Linked DNA regions of Homo sapiens: all the other regions are linked to region 1. A link is an interaction called in ENCODE POLR2A ChIA-PET data of the cell type or tissue named here. Cell type or tissue: A673. All regions are shown on one strand. Each heading gives the region's core, and the rest is flanking DNA. Links, peaks and the distances in the headings are about the cores only.

Region 1 (8,016 bases), core at 1,877-6,876:
GGTTTCAATGTGTTAGCCAGGATGGTCTCGATCTCCTGACCTCGTGATCTGCCCACCTTGACCTCCCAAAGTGCTGGGATTAGAGGCGTGAGCCACTGCGCCCGGCCGAATAAACTTACATTCTATCTTCATCTTTCACTGCTTTCCTAATATGTAAACTCACGGCACATTAAAACGGAACTATTCTCTATTTTCCTCTCTGAAGATAGGTCGTAATCCATAGTCATCTTTGGATCTCAAGCTTCTAGCACACATTAGGTTTTCTTTTATTTTTATTTTTTGAGACGGAGTCTCACTCTGTCGCCCAGGCTGGAGTGCAGTGATCTCTGCTCACTGAAACCTCTGCCTCCCGGGTTCAAATGATTCTCCTGCCTCAGCCTCCTGAGTAGCTGGGATTACAGGTGAGCACCACCACCTCCAGCTAATTTTTTTATTTTTAGTAGAGACAGGTTTTCACCATGTTGGTCAGGCTGGTCTCCAACCCCTGACCTCATGATCCGCCCGCCTCAGCCTACCAAAGTGCTGGGATTACAGGCGTGAGCCACTGCTCCTGGCAGTCTTTTTCTTTTCTTTTTTTTTTTTTAAACAGAGTTTTGTTCTGTTGCCCAGAACGGAATGCAGTGGTGTGATCTCAGCTCACTGCAACCTCCGGCTCGCGAGTTCAAGCGATTCTCCTGCCTCCGCCTCCCGAGTAGCTGGGATTACAGGCGCGTACCACCACATCTGGCTAATTTTTGTATTTTTTAGTAGAGATGGGGTTTCACCATGTTGGCCAAACTGGTCTCGAACTCCTGACCTCAGGTGATTCACCTGCCTCAGCCTCCCAAAGTGTGGGGATTATAGGCGTGAGCCACTGATTCCAGCCTAAGGTTTTCTTTCTCTTTCCTTTTCTTTCTCCTTTTTTTTTGGCGGGGGGGTGGGGGTGGGATAGGGTCTTGCTCTGTCACCCAGGCTGGAGTGCAGTGGCATGATCTCAGCTCCCTGCAACTTTCACCTCCCGCGCCCAAGAGATCCTCTCACCTCAGCCTCCCAAGTAGCTGGGACTACAGGTGTGCACCACCACTCCCAGCTAACTTTTTTGTATCTTTTTATTTATTTTATTTTTTCCTGAGGCGGCGTATCGCTCTGTCGCCCAGGCTGGAGCGCAGTGGCGCGATCTCGGCTAACTGGAAGCTCCGCCTCCCAGGTTCACGCCATTCTCCTGCTTCAGCCTCCTGAGTATCTGGGACTACAGGCGCCTGCCACCACGCCCATCTAATTTTTTTGTATTTTTAGTAGAGACGGGGTTTCACTGTGTTAGCCAGGATGGTCTCAATCTTCTGACCTCGTGATCCACCCACATCGGCATCCCAAAGTGCTGGGATTACAGGAGTGAGCCACCGCCCCCGGCCCTGTATCTTTTTAGAGATGGGTTTTCACCATGTTGGCCAGGCTGGTCTCAAACTGCTGGACTCAAGAGACCTGCCCACCTCAGCCTCCCGAGGTGTTGGGATTACAGGCGTGAGCCACCATGCCTGGCCCATATTAGGTTTTCAATTAGTATGTGGCCCACTGTTTATTCAGCCCCCACTGCCTGGAGTTGTTCATTCAGCCCCCACTCCAGGCAGAGTCTGGACTTTGCCGAAATCAAACCAATTAGAGTAATAGCTGATACTTTTGCTAAGTGCTTTACACATATTCATCCTCAACCATCAAAGTTAGCTGTTATCATCCCTATTTTACAGTTTGGGAAACAGAAGCTTAAGTAACTTCCCTAAAGTCAAGTAGCAATTAAGTGACAAAGGCCAAGAACCACACTCTGCATAAATGGCTTTAAAGACAGTATCTGCACCCACTGAACACTACAGAAGGTATCTCTGTGCGCTACACTCCTATAAAATTTTGTCCATACAGTCAATATAGAACCTGTCACACCATCTGACAACTCCATATCCTATTGGGCCAAGAGCTCCCTGAAGAGTTTCTTTATTTCCAGGGCCTAGGACAGTGTTTAGGTATTAGCTAGTGATCAATAGGTATGTGTTGATTTCTGGTCCCTGTTTCTGTCAGTGCTAACATCCATGCATGCCAGGCACACAGAGATTCATTACTACAAACTAGAACCCTTCCTGTTCTCCCACACTATCGTGAATTGGTCCATATAACTCTTTTTTTTTTTTCTTGAGATGAAGTCTCGCTCTTGTCCCCCAGGCTGGAGTGCAATGGCGCGATCTCAGCTCACTGCAACCTCCGCCTCTGGGGTTCAAGTGATTCTCCTGCCTCAGCCTCCCAAGTAGCTGGGATTACAGGCGCCTGCCACCACGCCCTGCTAATTTTTTTATTTTTAGTAGAGATGGGGTTTCACCATGTTGGCCAGGCTGGTCTGGAACTCCTGACCTCAAGTGAGCTCCTGCCTCTGGCTCCCAAAGGGCTGGGATTACAGGTGTGAGGCACCACACCCGGCCTTTTAAATTTTATTTATTTATTTTTTTGAGACGCAGTCTGACTCTGTCACCCAGGCTGGAATGCAGTGGCGTGATCTCGGCTCTTTCCAACCTCCGCCTCTCAGGTTCAAGTGATACTCCTGCCTCAGCCTCCTGAGTAGCTGGGATTACAGGCCCGTGCCACCACGCCCTGCTAAGTTTTGTATTTTTAGTAGAGACAGGGTTTCACCATGTTGGCCAGATTGGTCTCAAACTCCTGACCTCATGTAATTCACCTGCCTCGGCCTCCCAAAGTGTTGGGATTACAGGTGTGAGCCACTGCACCTGGCCGGGTCCATATAACTACCTTAACAGTCTCTCTTTCTTTCTCTTTTTTTTTTAGATGGGGTCTCGCTCTATTACCCAGGCTGAAGGGCAGTGTCACAAATATGGTTTACTGCAGCCTCAACCTCCTGGGCTCAGGTGATCCTCCTGCCTCAGTCTCCAGTGTAGCCAGGACCACAGATATGTGCTACCATGCGCTGCTAAATTTTTGTTTTTTTTTTGTAGAGACAAGGTCCACTTTTTTGCCTAGGCTGGTTTCGAACTAGTGGCCTCAAGTGATCCTCCCACCTTGGCCTCCCAAAGTGCTGGGATTACAGGCATGAGCCACTGGGCCCAGCCCATTCTCTCTCTCTTTTTTTTTTTTTTTAAAGAGACAGGGTCTCGCTCTGTTGCCCAGCATGGAGTACAGTGGCACGATCCACGATCATGGCTCACTGCATCCTTGAATGCCCAGGTTCAGGGAATCCTCTCAGCTGGGATTACAGGGGCAGGCCACCAGGCCCAGCTAAATTCTCTAATTTCAGTGATTTGTGTACTTGCTCCTTTAGACTGGTAGCTCTCCAAGGACAAATCTTGCAGGTGTTTCAACTTTTTATCCCCAACTCTTGGCTTAGCACTAAGATGCTAATAAATGTGAATTAATGCATAAACCACAGTTACCCCCACCATCATTGGCAGAGGGGCTGAAGACACCTCCAGACACTCTCTCCACCCCAAAACCAAGCCCGCCCAGAGAGCGGATACTGGGATCTTGCTCCTAGGGCCTGGGAACCTGGAAACACAGCTCCAGCCAGGGGCCCACCAGGATGGGAAACAGGGCTTGTTCTTCAGCCTCTCCCTGAGCCTGGCCTCTATAGGGCTGCCGACCTGTCCGGAGTCTTTCTGGCCGCCTCTTTCTTTGTGTCTCTTTCTCTTTGTCTCTGCCCGTTTCGCTCACTATCGTCTTTTGTTCCTCTGCTTCTGGGCCTGTTACTCTCCAGGCTCCCAGCCTCTTACTGCTCCTCGGACTCTGCGTCAATGACTTTATCTCTTATCCGTTTCTACGTCTCTGTCTCTAGCGGCTAATCTTTGGCTCCCCTTATTTTTGGTCAGCCGCTGTCCCTCGGTCTCTCTCTGCCTTTGCGTCCTCTGTGACTCAGGGCTCTGATGTGAGTCTCTGGCTCAGGGTCTCTGTTCCGGGCCCCAGGTCTGATTCCATCTCTCCAGCAGCATTTACCCGGTGTCTGCCTCTAGCCTCTGCTCCTGCCTCGGTCTCCCCAGCCCAGCCCCCATTCCATACCCACCCCCACCCCGGGCCCTCGGCCTCTCGGACCAGCCCCGCTTTGTTTCCCACGTCTCGGCGCCCCGCCCCGCCCCGTCTGGGGTCTCCGCCGCCCTTTGTCTGCCTTGGTCTCTCCCCCACCCCTTTCCCCGGGTCCGTCTTTGGATCCCTCTTTCTTTGTCTCTCCCAGGTCGGAGTGGCTGGCGCTGTCGGCCGGCCGGGGAGGTCGGCGCGGGTGGCTGGAGACACACAGCCACAATTACGAAGAGCCTCGGGCCTCACCACCCAGCTGCAGCCCAGGAGGCACACGGTTAATACCACCGAGTTCGGGCCGCCGGCCTCGGCTTAGAGTAGCCCCTGGGCCGCACGCTGCCGCCCGCCGGCCACAGAGCTACCGCCGACGCGGGCGACCCCCACAGGCCCGCAGCTCCTCCAAGGTCCTAGAGCGGCTCCGTGCGGCCCCGCGCTTCCGCTTCCCGTCCCCGCCCCCGGTGGCCGCCCCCGGGACGCCTGGGTCCGAGCCCGCTCCCGGCTTGGCGCGGAGCCTGCATCCCGGAGCCGCTGGCGGCTCGGGCGCCTGCACCCCGCTGAGGAGCTCCGGAGGGCGCCGGGGTGGCGGAGCCGGAGGCGGCCGGCAAGGTGAGAGCGGCGGCTGCGCGCTGGGAGGAGCAGCAGGTGCAGGGGCGGCCGGCGGCGCGGGCAGGGGGCACCGGGAGCCGCGCCCGTACCTGGGACCCGACGCCGCCCGGTGCCCGCGCTGGCCGGCAGAGGGCAGCGGCAGGGCGCCGCGGGCCACACATGGCTGCGTGACCGCGGGATGCTGTCTGTCCCCTTGCTCAGGGCGGCGTGCCGGCGATGGAGCGCGCGGTAGAGCCTTGGGGCCCAGATCTCCACCGCCCGGAGGAGAGGGAGCCACAGAGAGGCGCCCGCACAGGTGAGGGCCTCGGCCGTGCGCCGCCACGGACAGGTAACGGCCGGTGGGGACTGCGATGCTTGGCTGTGGCCGGCCGAGATCCTGGAAGATCGGACGTGAGCTGTGCCTCTGGGGAGATAGGGGGAGGGGAGCTTTCGGAGCACCAACTGTGCGCCAGGCCGGGAGGGGCTCTTCACGGCCTCTGTCCCCTCCCTCACGGCCTTCCTCATCCTTACTGCCTCTGCCCTACTTCAGGCTTCATTCTGTTTTATCCTGGCAATTGCAGTAGCCTCCTCTCTGCCCCTTTCTCTCCACTGATGCATTCTCTCGCCAGCTTGATCTAAGTCCAGATATAATCCTGTGTCTCTTCTGGAAAACCTTCCCTAGCGTCCCCCAGTCTCCTAATTAAAAGCCTTAGCTAGTGTCCAATCCAAACCGTGCGTGCTCAGGTTAGTCCCAACATCCTTTGACACCTTATCTTCCATTCCACTCCATTATTTTCTCTTCGCTCTGCCGTAATGCCGGTTCCTATTTCCTTATCTCCTATCTCTCTTGTGACAACATAGTTATTCTAGTTATTCTGCACCCACAATTATAACCATTGATACTTTAATCTTATCTCTCCTACCACCCTAAGCTTCTTGAGGAAGGGATGTGTGCCTGGGTCCTCTCAGGTACACACAGGATAACTGATGTAATAAATTACCGAATGGGCTAATATAATAAGATACAATAATAATAGCAAATACCAAGTTTTCCAAATAGACAATATAATGTAGGGATTAACACGGGCTTGAGTGTCAGAGAGACCTTAGTTAGACATCACGCTTTGCTACTTTTTTTTTTTTTTTTTTTTTTTGGCGACAGGGTCTCACTGTGTCACCCAGGCTAGAGTGGCACAATCACAGCTCACTGCAGCCTCCACCTCCTGGGCTCAAGTGATCCTCCTACCTCAGCCTCCCAGTAGCTGGGACTACAGGTGTGCACCACCATGCCCAGCTAATTTTTGTATTTTTTTTTGTAGAGTTAGGGTCTCACCATGTTGCCCAGGCTGGTTTCTAACTCCTGGGCTTAAGTGATCCACCCACCTCGGCCTCCCAAAGTGCTAGGATTACAGGTGTGAGCCACCCTGCTGGCCTGGCTTTGCTACTTTCTAACCTTTATAACCTCCAGCAAAAGGACTTAAATTCTCTGAGTCTTTCCATGCCTGTAATATGGGGATAGTCATAGTGTTATAGTATTGTTTGCAAGCGTTTAATACTAATGCTGAGTTTGGTGAATGACATACATTAAGGGCACAGTAAAAAGAAGTTTTTATTGAGAGGCACAGATAGTAAGTGCACCAGAGGTTGAGAGGACAGAGAGATTGGGGTTCCTGTGACCACAGATTGTCAAGGGAGTCTTCCTGGAGAGGTTGCTGTCAAAGATAAGTACCGAGCCAAAGGGGAGGGTCTACAACTTCCTTTTCTTTCCTCAGGTCTAGGGAGTGAGAACGTGATTTCTCAGCCGAATGAGTTTGAACATACCCCACAGGAAGATGACTTGGGGTTCAAGGAAGAAGATTTGGCTCCAGATCATGAAGTAGGAAATGCCTCTCTCAAACCTGAAGGCATCCAGAACTGGGATGACTTATGGGTCCAGAGAGAGGGTCTAGGAAAGCCTCAGCCTCGGGACAGAGGCCCCCGGCTCCTGGGTGAACCACGCTGGGGCCAGGCTAGTAGTGATCGGGCCGCTGTGTGTGGTGAGTGTGGCAAAAGCTTCAGGCAGATGTCAGATCTGGTGAAACACCAGCGGACCCACACAGGGGAGAAACCCTACAAGTGTGGGGTCTGTGGCAAGGGCTTTGGGGATAGCTCTGCCCGGATCAAACACCAGCGGACTCATAGTGGGGAGAAGCCCTATAGAGCCCGGCCACCAGCCCAGGGTCCCCCAAAGATTCCTCGGTCCCGGATCCCTGCTGGTGAGCGCCCCACTATCTGTGGTGAATGTGGCAAGAGCTTCCGGCAGAGTTCTGACCTGGTGAAACACCAGCGGACACACACTGGTGAGAAGCCCTACAAGTGTGGCATATGTGGCAAGGGCTTTGGCGACAGTTCCGCCCGCATCAAGCACCAGCGGACACACCGGGGGGAGCAGCCCCCCCGACCAGTGGTGCCCCGACGGCAGCCATCTCGGGCAGCCACGGCAGCTACCCAGGGACCGAAGGCCCAGGACAAGCCATATATCTGCACTGATTGCGGCAAGAGGTTTGTGCTCAGCTGCAGCCTCCTGAGTCACCAGCGTAGTCACTTGGGGCCCAAGCCCTTTGGCTGTGATGTGTGTGGAAAGGAGTTTGCCCGGGGATCCGACCTGGTGAAGCACCTGCGGGTGCACACGGGTGAGAAGCCCTACCTCTGCCCAGAGTGCGGCAAAGGTTTCGCGGACAGCTCCGCCCGAGTCAAACACCTCCGCACCCACAGTGGCGAGAGGCCCCATGCCTGCCCGGAATGCGACCGTACCTTCAGCCTCAGCTCCACCCTTCTTCGCCACCGCCTCACTCACATGGAGCCCCAGGACTTCAGCTTCCCAGGCTATCCCCTACCCGCTCTGATCCCCAGCCCACCCCCACCTCCTCTGGGCACCAGCCCCCCGCTGACACCTCGAAGTCCCTCACACTCGGGTGAGCCTTTTGGCCTGCCTGGCTTGGAGCCAGAGCCTGGGGGCCCACAGGCTGGGGAGCCACCCCCACCACTGGCGGGCGACAAGCCCCACAAGTGCCCTGAGTGTGGCAAGGGCTTCCGCCGAAGCTCTGACCTGGTGAAACACCATCGTGTGCACACAGGGGAGAAACCCTACCTCTGTCCTGAATGCGGCAAGGGTTTTGCTGACAGCTCAGCCCGAGTCAAGCACCTCCGCACCCACCGTGGTGAACGGGCCCGGCCACCACCACCATCCACTCTGCTGCGGCCACATAACCCACCTGGCCCAGTACCCATGGCCCCTCGACCCCGAGTTCGGGCCCAGCCTTCTGGACCCAGCCAGCCCCACGTGTGTGGCTTCTGTGGGAAGGAGTTCCCCCGGAGCTCAGATCTGGTCAAACACAGGCGTACACACAC
Region 2 (8,016 bases), core at 1,982-6,981, 210 kb after region 1:
AGGCAGGAAAGTTGCTTGAACCCAGGAGGTGGAGGTTGCAGTGAGCCAAGATCACGCCACTGCACTCCAGCCTGGGTGACAAGAGTGAGACTCCTTCTCTAAATAAATACATAAATAAATAAGATGGGGTCTTGCTATGTTGGCCAGGGTAGTCTCAAACTCCTGGCCTCAAGCAATCCTCCTGCCTTGGCCACCAAAAGTTCTGGGATTACAGTTGTGAGCCACCATGCCCAGCCATCTGCTGTTTTATAGTAAGCAGTAAGGAAGCTGCTCTTTGTCCTGGATGCAGACATTACCTCTCCCTCAAGGTTTGCTTGCTGCCAACACTCCTGAGAATTGTTCTGGGTAATGAGTGGCAAGGGCTTTGCTTATTTATTTTTATTTATTGGTTATACTTACATTTATGGTTTATTAAAGCAAAACGACACAGATTTAAAATCATCAAAGGGATAAGGTACATGGGACAAAATCCGGATGCAACCGGGCACAAACTTTCAGGTGTCTACTCCCAGTGGGGTATCACAGGGACGTGCTTTTTTCTCCCTGCAATGATTTTTGACAACAGGTGCTGATTGTTCCCAAACAGAGAAGTTCACCCAAGCTTTAGGGTGCAGGGTTTTTTTGTTTGTTTGTTTTGGTTTTTTGTTTGTTTGTTTGTTTGTTTAGATAGTCTTACTTTTGTTGCCCAGGCTGGAGAGCAATGGTGCGATCTCAGCTTACTGCAACCTCCACCTCCCAGGTTCAAGCAATTCTCCTGCCTCAGCCTCCCAAGTAGCTGGGATTACAGGTGTGTGCCACCACCTGGCTAATTTTGTATTTTTAGTAGAGACGGGGTTTCACCACGTTGGCCAGGCTGGTCTCAAACTCCTGACCACAGGTGATCCACCCACCTCGCGCTCCCAAAGTGCTGGGATTACAGACGTGAGCCACCGCGCCCGGCCATGTGTGGGGTTTTTATTGGGGATTAGTCACATAGGCTTGGAGTGTCCATACTACTGATCTCTGCTACTCAGACCCCAGAGCAAAAAACAATGTTCACTATAAATCACACTTAGGATAAACTTATTTGTTCAGACTGGTACAGCATGATGGCATGCTGTATGCCAAGACCTCTGGCATACAAAAACACTAATCAAATAAAATATTCCACGGGCTCAGAAGTTATTTCCCAGGAGCAGACCAAATGCCAGTTCTAAAGATGAGCTTTCTTTGGAATGTGCAGGGTTTGAACAACCTACACCTCCTGAGTTAACCCATTCCTACACACACCTGATCCCATGAGTCCATTGTACCTGGTAAACTAAATTTTGTATCTCTTAGAATTAAAATTAGTTTAGGTCCAATGTCAACAAATCTCTGGAAACTCTAGTTACTTCCCCTTCTCTGATGCTCACAGTAGCAGTAGTCTACATTCACTGAACCCACTTGTTTATTCTTTGGCCCACTGCAGTATTAATAGACACTTGACTGAGCTTTCATGATGTGCCATGTACTGAGTTAAGCACTTTATATACATTCCAATCTAATGTGCTTGCTAAATGGCTGCAGGTACACTTGGAAAAGGCTAGAAGCTCTACAGCATGTTTTTGTCAGTGTAGAACTGACATCAAGTCCTTCATCAAGGGAACCCAGCCTCCCCAGATCTAGAGAAGGGGAGACTCTAGATCTGTGAATAGGCTCAAGTCTGAGAATCTGTTGAAGGCAGGGACTTGCAATTTTTGCCAACTCAACAAGATGTGAAGGCAGGACTTGCCGAGATGGATCGGAAGTCAACATGAGTGGGCACGCTGGTCAATTTGGAGTCACAGCAGGGAGACTCATGGAGGAGTGTCTGTTAACACCTACTTTATAGAGTTCTTGTGAACATTGGATTGGAATGTATATAAAGTGCCTAACACAGTACATGGAACATCATAAAAGCTCAGTCAAGTGGCTATTAATATTGCAGTAGGCCAAAGAATAAACAGAAGTGGATTCAGGCCAGGTGCAGTGGCTCACACCTGTAATCCCAGCAGTTTGGGAAGCTGAGGCAGGCAGATCACTTGAGGTCAGGAGTTTGAGAACAGCCTGGCCAACATGGTGAAACCCCGTCTCTACTAAAAATACAAAAATTAGCTGGGTGTGATAGCATACACCTGCAGTCTCAGCTACTCAGGAGGCTGAGGCACAGAATCACTTGAACCTGGGAGGAGGTGGAGGCTGCAGTGAGCAGAGATCGTGCCACTGCACTCCAGCCTGGGTGACAGAGTGAGGCTCCAGCTCAAAAAAAGAAAGAAAAGAAAAAAGTGGATTCAGTGAATGTAGGCTACTGCTTCAAGGCATTTAGCTGAAAATAATAGGGATCAAGAGAAAAGTTCTTTTTTATTGTTTTAAAGGCAGATCTTAGCATGCTTATAGGCTGGAGTGTCTTTGGGACAAGAAAGGGAATCTGAAACCATAAAACTAGGAGACGAGAAAGTAGGAATAATAGAGCAAAGTCCCTGAGGGGCAGAAGGGGATGAAACCCAGGCCCAGCTGTGTTGCTGAACATTGTATATCCAGGACTTGCTGAGATGGATCAGAAGTAAATATGAGTGGGCACACTGGTCAATTTGGAGTAATGGCAGGGAGCAGAATGTTAAAGAAGCTCCTATTTGACCCCTTGTATTTTCCTAGTGAAAGCGGAGGTATTTACTGGTTAAAAATATATGGAATGGGCAGGGAGCAGTGGCTCACACCTGAATTCCCAGCACTTTGGGAGGCTGAGGCAGGTGGATCATGAAGTCAGGAGATCGAGACCATCCTGGCTAACATGGTGAAATCCTGTCTCAACTAAAAATACCAAAGATCAGCCGGGTGTGGTGGCAGGCACCTGTAGTCCCAGCTACCAGGGAGGCTGAGGCAGGAGAATCACTTGAACCCAGGAGGAGGAGGTTGCAGTGAGCTGAGATCACGCCACTGCATTCCAGCCTGGGCGACAAAGCAAGACTCCATCTCAAAAAAAAAAAAAAAATATATATATATATATGGAATGCTTCTCTGGGCACACTGCCTATAGGGTGGTCCTGCTCTGGACTACCAGAGTATTTATGTACTTATTTATTTATATTTATATTTATACATTTGTATATAAACTATTAGTTTATATCTAACTTTAATTCTATATATATATATATATATGGAAGACATAATATTGTCTTATTACTGTTGTTGCTTTTTAAGTCTTGCTATATTGCCCGGGCTGGTCTCAAACTCCCAGGTCAAACAATCCTCCCGCCTTGGCCTCTCAAAGTGCTGAGATTACAGGCATGAGCCACTGCACCCAGCCCAGAAGACATAATATTGAAGGTTCTACTGAGGTTGAAGGTCAGGAAAGGTATCGTGGCCCCTCTCAGCAGCAATGCAGTGTTTTTCCTCACAGCTCATATCTAGGCATGGAGGCAGATGGGAGATTAACCCAGACTGAGGCTGTGTATTAGTTCATTCTTTTGATTGCAAATAACAGAAACTCAAACCACCTTAAGCGGAAAGGGGAAGTTATTGGAAGGATGCTAGGATCTCTCACTGAATAAGGAACCAGGATCCCAGCTCGGGTGGATTGAAGTGCTTCAGGGAACATAGGAGGTTATCTCCCATTTCTGCTCTCCACAGACCACATAATGGAATTTAGCCATCAGTGGCTACCAAGTTTTATGAATTACAATCCAGTCCCAAAGAAAGTTATACAATTCCTAGCTGAGGAAATCCTTGCGTTCTGGTGGCAAAGGGAAGGGGAAAGAGCCAGCTCTACCAGGGGGCTGGGCAGACCTGGTAATAGGGCTCTGCTGGGCAGGACAGGTCTCCTGGTCTGAAAGTCTGGCTCTCCCATCAGAATAGCAAAGATTGCTACAGAGTCAAGGAACCAGATTGATATTTTGTAAAAAGTAATTCCACAAGGAACAGAATTCATTCATCAGACATTTTAATGAGACCCAATCTGATATGACCCCTTCTTGGGGGTAGCTCATCATCCAAGGAGAAACAAACAGTTACAATGTTACAATGCAACTTGCTAAATATTGAACAGAGGTAATTACATAAAGCTGTGTTCCCCCAGCTGCTCCCCTGCTTGTGCTGAGATCAGGAGAGCTGTAGGAAGGAGCCACAGGGGTAAAGGATGACCCACTCCAGCTGTTGGAATATGAGATGAGTCACATCTGGAAATTCTAATTTGGTGCAGCTGCCCAAGGCAAAGTGGTAGGCCTTGTTCACATTTAACTCGGTAAAGCTTTATGAAGCACCTACCCAGTGGGTGCCATGGAGGTGGATCAGATTGAGCCACGCTGCTGCCACCTCTGTGGAGGGAGGCTGGCATGGATACAACTTGATGACTATAGACTCTTCCTCTCTGGATTCAGTTCCCTCTTTCTAGCCTCCTTGAATGGCCTCAGCTCATTTTGTGAAAAAATGCTGACTGAGGCCTCATGGAAGTTCTGTGCCGATTCTTAGGTGCCTGTGATTCATCTGTGCCTGATGAGAATCAGGGTCAAGTACGGCCCAATTCTCCAGGCTTTTCCAGGCACTGGCTGCCTGAAGCCAATCCAGGTCTGCCAGGTAGAGCACAAGCCAGTCCCATTTGCACTTCCTGCTGCTAAACCACAGGTCCCTGCTTCTCCTTAAGAGCAACCTTCTCCCAGAGCTGACTACACTTATGTCTCATACCCAGCTTGAACCAATTTTCCAAATACAAGATGAAGACTTAGTTTTATAGCTTTTTTTTTTTTTTTTAAGTTTAGGGCATTTATATATCTGCAACCCAATAAACCCCTGGTACCATGCAGCTCCCCCAAATTCAGTGCAACCAAAGCTGCTGAAACAAGTCCAGCCCCAGAAGGTGTAGTGGCACTGTGGTGTTACCTTATTTTTATATGACCCTTCAAAAAGGACACTGAAAACCCAGTGCCTGTTTGCAGAGATCATGTGTGGAAATTGAAACCCTGTCTTTAAGGAATGACCAAATTCATGCTACTTAACCTGAAAACTTGGGGGCAAAGTGGTTGTGATTATCTGAAGGGCTGCTATGTAGATGAAGTATTAAACATGTCGTAGGCAAGGTTTAGAGGAGAATGTGGTACTTAACCTTCTATAGATCCCACAATGAAATGACCTGCCTTGTGAGGTAGTGAGCTCCCTGTCAAGAGAGATTTTCAAGCAATGGGTAGAAGACCACTTGGCAGGAGTGTTGCAAAAAGTGGGCTAAACCAGATTTTTCCAACCTAGTATGGAGGAAGAGGCAGAGTAGGGGAAGGTCCTGCCCCTATGAGATTCTCCTGATTGCATGCAAGATGACAGGTAATCCCTGTGTGGACAGACTAGAAAAGCAGACAGCCCCTAAAATAGATGGGGAGAACTTTTAGCCCTGATATCCACACAAACTATTTTAGGATAGGGTAGCTTGGAAAACTTTAAGCAAATGACGTCACCTCTCCTAATGGGACTGTTCCAGACACGCACAGGGAGGCAGCCAGCGCATTGCAAGATACAAAGTTCAGCTCTGTGCAGCAGGAGACCCGGGTTTAGTTCTGACTCTGCCCTGTATGACCTGGGGCTCCTCCTTCCCTTTTCTGGGACCCTCCATAAAATGAAATGAACGTAGGCAGTCCTTCCCCTTCTAATGGGCGTTGCCCCTCTGACTGGAGCCCCCGATAGCAGATCTAGGGCTACAGTTTGGGGCCTTGGGGCTACACTTGTGGACAGCCAGAGACCACCTCTGGCGGAAGCACCGGCCACACTCGAGGCAGGGGAAAGGCTTCTCCCCCGTGTGCAGCAGCTGGTGCTGGGCCAGGTGGCTCCACTGAGCAAAACGCTTGGAGCAAAGGTCGCAGGCATAGGGCCGCTCGCCCGAGTGCACGCGCCGGTGGCTGGCCAGCAGTGAGGGGTAGGCAAAGCGGCGACCACAGTCGTCGCAGGCGTGCAGCTTCTCCTCTGTGTGCGTGCTGCGATGGATGGCCAGGGAGCCGCTCCGCCGGAAGGCACGCCCACAGTCTGGGCAGGGGTAGGGCTTCTCTCCGGTGTGCAAGAGCTGGTGCTGGAGCAGCGTGCTGCGCTGGGAGAAGCGGGCCTCACAGTGCTCGCAGGCATAGGGACGCTCCCCAGAGTGCACACGCCGGTGACTGACCAGGCGAGAGGAGGAGGAGAAGCGCCGCTCGCAGTCCGGGCACGGGTAGGGCTTCTCGCCCGTGTGGATGCGCTGGTGGATGACGAGGGCCGTGCGCTGGCGGAAGCGGCGGTTGCACTCGAGGCAAGTGTAGGGCTTCTCTCCCGTGTGTGTACGCTGGTGGATGGCTAGCAGGGAGGGGTAGGCGAAGCGACGTCCACAGCTAGGGCACTGGTGGGGTTTTTCACCTGTGTGTGTGGTCCGGTGATTGGCCAAGGACCGGCTCCTCCGGAAGCAGCGACCACAGTCAGGGCAGTGATAGGGCTTCTCCCCTGTATGGATGACCTGGTGCTGGGAGAGGTTCTTGCGCTGGGAGAAACGTTTGCCACACTGGTCACAAACATAGGGGCACTCGCCGGAGTGTGCCCGCCGGTGACTGACCAGCAGGGATGGATAGGAAAAGCGGCGCCCACAGTCTGGGCAAGGGTAAGGCTTTTTTAGATTCTGGGCGCACTTGTGGCTCTCCAGGGCCTGATGATCAGGGAAGGTACAGCCGCAGTCAGGGCAGATGGGGCCCCCGGACGTCTGCCTAGGAATCAGTCGGGGTTTGCTGGGCCTCCGGCCTCGCTTCCCCTTTCGGGGTGCCTCCTTAGGCGGGAATACTTCCTTCTCCCCATTCTTCTTTCTGGTTCTGCTTTCTATAGAAATACAGAAGCATTAATTTAACAAATACTGGGCTCCTGCTCTTGTCAATTACATTATAGGTTACAAGACCAATAGACTCACCCCCTGGTCTCAATTCCTAGTGCCACAGACAGCTAAGTGTGACATACTGTCATGCAAATACGGTGTGCATTACAGGAGCTTCTAACCCAGCTTGGAGAAGTCTAGGAAGATTTCTCGGAGATTAAACTAACTTTAAAAATTGAGGCCGGGCACAGTGGATCACGCTTGTAATCGTAAGCACTGGGAGGCCGAGGCGGGCAGATCACAAGGTCAGGAGTTTGAGAGCAGCCTGACCAACATGGTGAAACCCTGTTTCTACTAAAAATACAAAAATTAGCCGGGCGTGGTGGCACGCACCTGTAATCCCAGCTACCCAGAAGGCTGAGGCAGGAGAATCGCCCGGGAGGCAGAGGTTGCAGTGAGCCGAGATTGTGCCACTGCACTCCAACCTGGGCGAGAGAGCGAGATTCCATCTCAAAAAAAAAAAAAAAAGGAATATTTTTGAAGAGGTAAGCTTACATCATTCAAAAGTCAAAATATCAGCCAGGCATGGTTGCTCATGCCTGTAATCCCAGCACTTTGGGAGCCCAAGGCAAGAGATCGCTTGAACCCAGGAGTTCAAGATCAGCCTGGGCAGCATAGTGAGACCCCATCTCTACAAAAAATACAAATATTAGCCTGGCCTGGTGGCACGCGTGCCTGCCTGTAGTCCTAGCTACTTGGAAGGCTGAGGTAGAGGATTACTTGAGCCCAGGAGTTCAAGGCTACTGTGAACCATGATGGCACCACTGTACTCCAGCCTGGGCAACACAGCAAGACCCTATCTCAAAAAACAAACAAGTCAAAATATTAATAAAGGAATACAGAGAAGTCTTGCTGCCACCTTTTTCCAATCTACCTTGTAGAAACCATATTAGTTTTTTCCCATTTTTTTGATGCAATACAAATGTCACCTTCCCTATCTTTCTTTCATAAGAGATTGCATACACATGCTTTACAGCGTATGTTCTCTTCCCCACCTTTCTTTTTTTTTTTCTTTTTTGAGACAGAGTCACGCTCTGTCACCCAGGCTGGAGTGCAATGGTGTGATCTCAGTTCACTGAAATCTCCGCCTCCCGGGTTCAAGTGATTCTCCCTGCCTCAGCCTCCTAAGTAGCTGGGATTACAGGCATGCA
Region 3 (8,016 bases), core at 1,793-6,792, 280 kb after region 1:
TGAAAACGGTACATCCCTTAATTTTTTAAATGCTAACAGTCATCTGAGCTTTTGCAAGTCGTAATCTTTTTGCTGGTGGAAGTTCTTGCCTCATTGGTGATGGCTGCTGACTGACTGAGGTGGTGGTCGGTGAAGGCTGGGATGACGGCGGTTTCTTGACAACAAGGAACTTTGCCTCCTTGATTGCCTCTTCCTTTCACTTGAACACTTAGAGGCCATTGTAGGGTGTTATTAATTGGCCTAGTTTGAATATTGTCTCTGGGAAGAGGGAGGCCCAAGCACAGAGAGAGAACAGTTAACACACATTTATTGATTGAGTTCGCCCTCTTACATGGGCACTGTTTGTGGCACCCCAAAGCAATTACAATAGTAACATCAAAGATCACAGATCACTATAATAGATACAATAATGGAAAAGTTTGAGATAATGGGAGAATTAACCAAATGTGACTCAAACACGAAGGCCAGGCGTGGTGGTTCACGCCTGTGATCCCAGAACTTTGGGAAGCCAAGATGGGTACATCCCTGAGGTCAGGAGTTCAAGATCAGCCTGGTCAACATGGTGAAACCCTGTCTCTACTACAGAATACAAAAAGCTGGGCATGGTGGCTGACTCCTGTAGTCCCAGCTACTCAGGAGGCTGAGGCGGGAGAATCACTTGAATCCGGGAGGCGGAGGTTGCAGTGAGCTGAGATTTTCCAGCCTGGGTGACGGGGCGAGACTCTGTCTAAAAAAAAAAAAAAAAAGCAAGTCACTACTAAACTGGGCTGTCAGGGCTGTTGCCTACCTGAGCTCCTATAGAATTGACTGAGTGACCTTATTCTAAGTATGCCTGCTTTTTTTCTTTTTTGAGACAGGGTCTCACTCTATCACCCAGGTTAGAGTGTAGTAGTATGATTTCAGCTCACTGCAACCTCCACCTCCTGGGCTCAAGCAGTCCTCCCGCCTCAGCCTCCCGAGTAGCTGGGACTATAGGCATGCACCACCACACCCAGCTAGTTTTTGTATTTTTTGTAGAAACAGAATTTTTCCATGTTGCCCAGGCTGGTCTCAAACTCCTGGACTCAAGCTATCTACCCCCTTGGCCTCCCAAAGTCCAGGGATTACAGGTGTGAGCCACCACACCCAGACTTGTTTTGCTTTTGAGGCAGCTTTTGAGCAAAACAACAGCCGGTCTGTTGCCCAGGCTGGAGTACAGTGGTGCAATCACAGATCACTTCAGCCTCGAACTCCTATTCCCAAGTGATCCTCCTGCCTCAGCCTCTCGAGTAGCTGGAACTACAAGCCTGTGCCACCACATTTGGCTAGCTTTAAATTTTTGTAGAGACAGGGTTCTTGTCTTGTTGTCCAAGCTGGTCTCAAACTCCTGGTCCCAAGCAATCCTCCTGCCTCAACTTCTGAAAGCGCTGGAATTACAGGCGTGAGCCACTGTGCCTGGCCCATAAATGTACCTGTTGCCTTAGGAAAGATGCAGCCAACATTCCCTGCCACCACCACACATATCCAGGATGTCTAGGGAAGGCTCAAGCCTAGATTGCTCCAACAGAAGTCAGAAACAAGTGACCAGAAGGTGAACGTTGGCTTGCAGACAAGATTTCACATGGAAGTTCTTGTTTTCAGCTTCTCTTGAAAAATCCAAAAATCTGTGGTCACTAGACCTGCTTACCCCCATGGCTTTCCTTTGAAATGGGGCATAATCTCACCAGATTGCGACTGTCCCCTCCACTTGTTGTCTTGGAGTAGACCACAGTCACTATTCAGGCTACCTCTCTGGCCCCTATAGGCATTTGAGAGTGACTCTCAGTGAAATATTTTCTTTCTTTCTCTCTCTCTTTTTTTTTTTTTTAGACAGAGTCTTGCTCTGTTGTCCAGGCTGGAGTGCAGTGGCACAATCTCAGGTCACTGCAACCTGCGCCTCCCAGATTCAAGCGATTCTCCTGTCTCAGCCTCGCAAGTAGCTGGGATTACAGGCATGCAACACCATGCCTGGCTAATTTTTTGTATTTTTAGTAGAGACAGGAGTCACACTAAATGTTGGCCAGCCTCGTCTCGAACTCCTGACCTCAGGTGATCCGCCCGCCTCAGCCTCCCAAAATGCCGGGATTACAGGCGTGAGCCACCGTGCCCAGTAGAGTTAAATATTTTCTAGACATGCCTATCCCACCTCTCCTAGATCTCTCCCCAAGCACCTCAGATATCCCAAATTAAGTCATCTTCGAGATCTGATGCCCCACTTCCCCCAAGGTTTCCATCTCTGTGTCATCAGCACTCAAGTCAGAAACCTCCCTCTTCCCTCACTTGATGCAGTTTCTGAGCTGCCTTTGATTCTTTCAACCACTGTTGACTTCATCCACAGTGCCAGGCACTGCACTTAGTGGCTGGGGATACAGAGGTACACAAAACAAACCCCAGCCATCCTGGAGCTTACATTGGACTATGAAAGAGGACAATTACAGAAGCTAATGACAGAATTCCAAGGGCCAGGCGTGCCGTCTCTGCCTGTAATCTTTGGGAGGCTGAAGTAGGCAGATCACCTGAGGTCAGGAGTTCGAGACCAGCCTGGCCAACATGGTGAAACCCTGTCTCTATTATAAAAATACAAAAATTGCCAGGCGCGGTGGCTCACGCCTGTAATCCCAGCACTTTGGGAGGCCGAGGCAGGAGGATCACAAGGTCAGGAGATCAAGACCATCCTGGCTAACATGGTGAAACCCCGTCTCTACTAAAAATACAAAAAATTAGCCGGGCATGGTGGCGGGTGCCTGTAGTCCCAGCTACTCGGGAGGCTGAGGCAGGAGAATGGCGTGAACCCGGGAGGTGGAGCTTGCAGTGAGCCGAGATGGCGCCACTGCACTCTAGCCTGGGCGAGAGTGAGAGACTCCATCTCAAAAAAAAAAAAAAAAAATTAGCCAGGTGTGGTGGCACACACCTGTAATCCCAGCTACTCAGGAGGCTGAGGCAGGACAATCACTTGAACCTGGGAGGTGGAGGTTGCAGTGAGCCAGGATCGCTCCATTGCACTCCAGCCTGAGCGACAGAGCCAGACTCCATCTCAAAAAAGAAAAAAATTCATTTTTAATTTTTCTGGGTACATAGTAAGCGTATATATTTATGTGTTACAAGATATTTTGATACAATCATGCAATGTATAATAATCACAAAAATATGGAAAGCTTCACGAATTTGCAAGTCATCCTTGCTAAGGGGCCATGCTGACCTCTGTATAATGTTTTAGTATATGTGGCTGGGTGTGGTGGCCCACGCCTGTAATCCTAGCACTTTGGGAGGCCGAGGTGGGCGGATTGCCTGAGGCAGGAGCTTGAGACCAGCCTGGGCAACACGGTAAAACCCCGAAGTCCCTTCCTCACTCAGGCCGAGGCAGGCCCTTGAGCCCAGGAGTTCGAGACCAGCCTGAGCAACATGGTAAAACCCCGTCTCTATGAAAAATACAAAAATTAGGATGTGTCGGCCGCACGCCTGTAGTCCCAGCTACTTGGGAGACTGAGGCAAGAGGATCACTTGAGCCCAGGAGGTTGAGGCTACAGTGAGCAATGATGGCACCACTGCACTCCAGCCTGGGAGACAGAGCAAGACCTTGTCAAGAAAGAAAGAAAGAGAGAGAGAGAAGAGAGAGAGAGAGAGAGAGAGGAAGAGGAAAGTTATACATATACATGTTTGTTATTTAAAAGTAGAGATGGGAGCTGAGCACAATGGCTCTTGCCTCTAATCCCAGCACGTCAGTAACTGAGGCAGGAGGATCACTGGAGCTCAGGAGTTCAAGACCCGTCTTTATGTAAAAACAAAACCAAACACATGGCCAGGTGCAGTGGCTCACGCCTGTAATCCCAGCACTTTGGGAGGCCGAGGCAGGCGGATCACCTGAGATCAGGAATTTAAGACGAGTCTGGTCAACATGACGAAACCCCGACTCTACAAAAATATAAAAATTAGCTGGGCACAGTGGTGCACGACTGTAATCCCAGCTACTTGGGAGGCTGATGCATGAGTTGCTTGAAAACGGGAGGTGGAGGTTGCAGTGAGCCAAGATCGCACCACTGCACTCTAGCCTGGGCGACAGAGTGAGACTTCGTCTCAAAAACAAAAACAAAAACAACACAGATCTCTGTGGATAGACATTTAAGTTGTTTCTAGCATTTGTGTTATGACAAACAGGATTTCTGGAAGTATTTTTATTATTTTATTATTATTGCTGACATAAAATTCACATACCATGAAATGTACCTTTTAAAGTGTGCCATTGCAGTGGTTTTCGTATATTCACAAAGTCGTACAACCATTGCCATTATCTAATTCTGGAGCCATTCAGAAACACCCATTTTTTTATGGCCATGTGTGCATGTGTCAGAAGAAGGCACTCTTGGAGGTGCAGCTGATGGGTTGTACAACCACTGCCATTATCTAATCATGGAGACATTCAGAAACACCCATTTTGTATGGTTGTGTGTGCCTGTGTGAGCAGAAGGCACCTGTGGAGATGCAGCTGATGGGCTTTGGGGTGATGAGTCCTTCCAACGGAAAGAAAGCAGGGCCCAGAGGCTTGGGATCACCACATTACCCCTGCTACACTGAGCAATTTGCAATGACTGCCAGTCCCTCAGGAAAAGTTAGTTCTATCTGGATTTTTGCACATCGGATTTCCTTCAAGCAGGCTAGACCCTTAAATATTCCAGTTAGAACAGTCTAATGATAGGAAATGCCCCAGTAACATGGGAGTTGTAATATCTCAATTCACAGACCTTGCAGTTGTGTGGTCCTTTTAAAACCTAAGTCAGGTGATGTCATTCCTCACCTGACTTTTGAGAGTTTTCAAAACTCTCAAAAAACGGAAAAAAGCGGTGGCTTACGCCTATAATCCCAACACTTTGGGAGGCTGAGGAGGGCAGATCACAAGGTCAGGAGTTTGAGACCAGCCTGGCCAATATGGTGAAACCCTGTCTCTACTAAAAAAAAAAAAAAAAAAATTACCCGGGTGTGGTGGCGGGCGCCTGTAGTCCCAGCTACTCCGGAGGCTAAGGCAGAAGAATCGCTTGAACCCAGGAGGTGGAGCTTGCAGTGAGTCGAGATGGCGCCACTGAACTCCAGTCTAGGCGACAGAGTGAGACTCCGTCTCAACAACAAAAACAACAATATAAAAGAAAGAAAGAAAGAAAGAAAGAAAGGAAGGAAGGAAGGAAGGAAGGAAGGAAGGAAGGAAGGAAGGAAGGAAGGAAAGGAAAGAAAGAAAAGAAAAGAAACAGCCAAAATAAACAAATTCTGCAATGCCTAGCATCTCACTCACAGTAGAAGCCAAGTCCTTACAAAGGCCTGCAAAGCCCGACACAGTCTGGTTCCTGCCTACCTCCCAGCCCCGCTTTCCCAGCCCTCGCCCTCTCACTGACTCTGTTCCAACCCCTCTGGCCTCCTGGTGGGGCCTCCAGCTCACCCAGCACATGCCCACCTTGAGGACTTCACAGTGCTCTTTCATCTGCCTAACAGATTCGTGCACAGTTCCAGCCTCACTTCATTTCCCTGCTCTGTCATCCAGGCTGGAGTGTAGTGGCATGATCTCGGCTCAGGGATTACAGGTGTGCACCACCATGCCCAGCTAATTTTTGTATTTTTAGTAGAGACAGGGTTTCGCCATGTTGGCCAGGCCGGTCTTTAACTCCTGACCTCAGGTGATCTGTCCGCCTCGGTCTCCCAAAGTGCTGGGATTACAGGTGTGAGCCACCACGCCCAGCCCATGCTGGGCACTTTGTTAGGCCCCAAGGTGGTGGGCAGTGATGGGTAAGACTTATGAATGGCGTAAGCCACCACACCCGGCCCCTAAACCCGCACTTTGCTAACTGTTTGCTTTGTGATGTTCAGGCTAGTTGCCTAAACTCTCGGAGCCTGAGAGTGAACCACACCTATCACAAAGGGAAAGAGCCTTGGACTCCACTGGGCGGTGATGAGTAAAAGCTGCTGCAAATGAAAAAGGCCTCCCACAGTGCTGGGAGCACGGTCGAGGTCCACAAAACAGTAGCTATCAGGGTGATTCTTATGTAAATGCTCTGAATAATAATACCATTAACATTTATAGAACTAGGTGTCAAGCTCTGTTAGGCACCCACATCAGGCGAGATCTTCTAGTCCCTAACTCTTCCCCTAAAACCAGCTTCTGCTCGCCAAGCCCCACTGGGAATGAGGAGGAGGGGCTCTCGGTGATGCAAATGAGTGTTGACTTTTTTTTAATCAACAAAACAATGAGCCCTTAGAAGTATACAATGGAAATGTTTAGAATGTTGAAAGGAGAGAAATCAGTTAACAAGTGCTTATTGATACACTCACACCCAGCTCTACTTGTCAATAAACATTTCCCAAAGCCTGCAGATTGGAATCCAGGCGAGGGCCCTAAGGGCTGTGTGAACTGGGGCCTGTTACTTGAGGTCACTGTGTTTCAGGTTAATGCAGGAAAACAGGGAAGTAATGAGGCTGACCTGTTGGGTCTTCGGTGAAATGTGTATGAAGAGCTTGACACTTACTAGAAATGAAGCAATTTTTCTTATCTAAGGAAATCATTTTACCCCAACCCTCCCCACCTCACTCCTACTTCAGAAGTGTAGGAGGCTCCCCTAGATTCTGAGCCTTAATTCTGACATCACAGAGCCACTTTCAGTTTCCTGGGGGAAGACAGGAAGGAGGAATAATGTGTGGAATCAATACTGAGGATGCTGGCCTGGCGTGGTGGCTCATGCCTGTAATCCCATCACTTTCTGAGGCTGAGGCGAGCAGATCATCTGAAATCAGGAGTTTGAGACCAGCCTGGCCAACATGGTGAAACCCAGTGAAACCCAGTCTCTACTAAAAATACAAAAATTAGCCAGGCATGGCTATGCAGTAGGTGCACGCCTGTAATCCCAGCTACTATGGAGGCTGAGGCAGGAGAATTGCTTGAACCCAGGAGGAGGAGGTTGCAGTGAGCCAAGATCTCGCCACTGTACTCCAGCCTGGGCAATAGAGCAAGACTCCATCTCAAAAAATAAAAAATAAATTAAAAAAAGACTGAGGATGCCTAGAGCCACTGTGCTAGGTGCAGAACAGGCTAGTTAAGCAAGCAATGGAGAGATACCTAAATATATATGTATAAATATTTTTTAAATAGAGACAGGGTCTCACTATGTTGCCCAGGCTAGTCTTGAACTCCTGGCCTCAAGCAATTCTCCCACCTTGGACTCCCAAAGTGATGGGATTACAGGAGTCAGCCTCTATGCCTGGTGGAGAGATACTTTTATTTATTTATTTATTTATTTATTTAACTCAAAGTCTTGCTGTCACCCAGGCTGGAGTGCAGTGGTGTGATCTCGGCTCACTGCAACCTACACCTCCCGGGTTCACGCCATTCTCCTGCCTCAGCCTCCCAAGTAGCTGGGACTACAGGTGCCTGACACCACACCCGGCTAATTTTTTTTTAATTTTATTTTTAGTAGAGATGGGGTTTCACCGTGTTAGCCAGGATGGTCTTGATCTCCTGACCTCGTGATCCACCCGCCTCGGCCTCCCAAAGTGCTGGGATTACAGGCGGGAGCCACCGTGCCTCGCCAATTAATTTTATTTTTGAGACAGAGTCTCGCTCTGTTGCCCAGGCTGGAGTGCAGTGGTGCGATCTGGGCTCACTGCAGCCTCCACTTCCCGGGTTCAACCAATTCGCCCGCCTTGGCCCCACAAAGTGCTGGGATTACAGGTGTGAGCCACCGACCCTGGCCATGGAGAGATATTTATTTATTTATTTTTTATTTTTTAATTTTTATTTTTTGAGACGCTGTCTTGCTCTGTCACCCAGGCTGGAGTGCAGTGGCGTGATTGCAGCTTACCTCAGCCTCCGCTTCCCGGGTTCAAGCAATTCTCCTGTCTCAGCCTCCGGAGTAACTGGGATTACACGTGTGGGCCACAACGCCCAGCTAATTTTTTATTTTTAGTAGATATGAGGTTTAACTATGTTGGCCAGGGTGGTCTGGAACTCTGACCTCAAGTGAT

The links. Peaks named below come from ENCODE experiments on the same cell type or tissue, not always from the same donor. Only the 100,000 strongest peaks of a DNase experiment are listed, where the experiment ranks them.
Region 2: POLR2A ChIA-PET joins it to region 1 with 23 read pairs; 13 of 35 experiments call an interaction of 5 or more read pairs at or near these places.
Region 3: POLR2A ChIA-PET joins it to region 1 with 5 read pairs; 3 of 35 experiments call an interaction of 5 or more read pairs at or near these places.

Annotation. Positions count from the first base shown.
Region 1 is chr16:30,390,932-30,398,947 of GRCh38, forward strand. It overlaps ZNF48 (zinc finger protein 48), which reads left to right and starts at 4,489. Exons shown (of 3, transcript NM_001214909.2): 1 at 4,489-4,647; 2 at 4,849-4,942; 3 at 6,399-8,016. The coding sequence starts at 4,864. RefSeq lists enhancers at 2,409-2,909, 4,911-5,507, 7,842-8,016 and silencers at 4,401-4,590, 4,681-4,940. In A673, for the core only: no CTCF peak of the experiment used is centred there; DNase peaks (open chromatin) are centred at 4,410 and 5,110; H3K4me3 peaks cover 2,506 bases; H3K27ac peaks cover 2,213 bases.
Region 2 is chr16:30,598,635-30,606,650 of GRCh38, forward strand. It overlaps ZNF689 (zinc finger protein 689), which reads right to left. Exons shown (of 3, transcript NM_138447.3): 3 at 3,924-6,813. The coding sequence ends at 5,630. Among named protein-coding and RNA genes, the nearest start is that of ZNF689, 7.7 kb to the right of the region's middle. In A673, for the core only: no CTCF peak of the experiment used is centred there; no DNase peak of the experiment used is centred there; H3K27ac peaks cover 941 bases.
Region 3 is chr16:30,672,141-30,680,156 of GRCh38, forward strand. It overlaps the pseudogene RNU6-416P. Among named protein-coding and RNA genes, the nearest start is that of FBRS, 18 kb to the left of the region's middle. RefSeq lists enhancers at 4,711-5,611, 5,612-6,511, 6,512-7,412. In A673, for the core only: no CTCF peak of the experiment used is centred there; no DNase peak of the experiment used is centred there.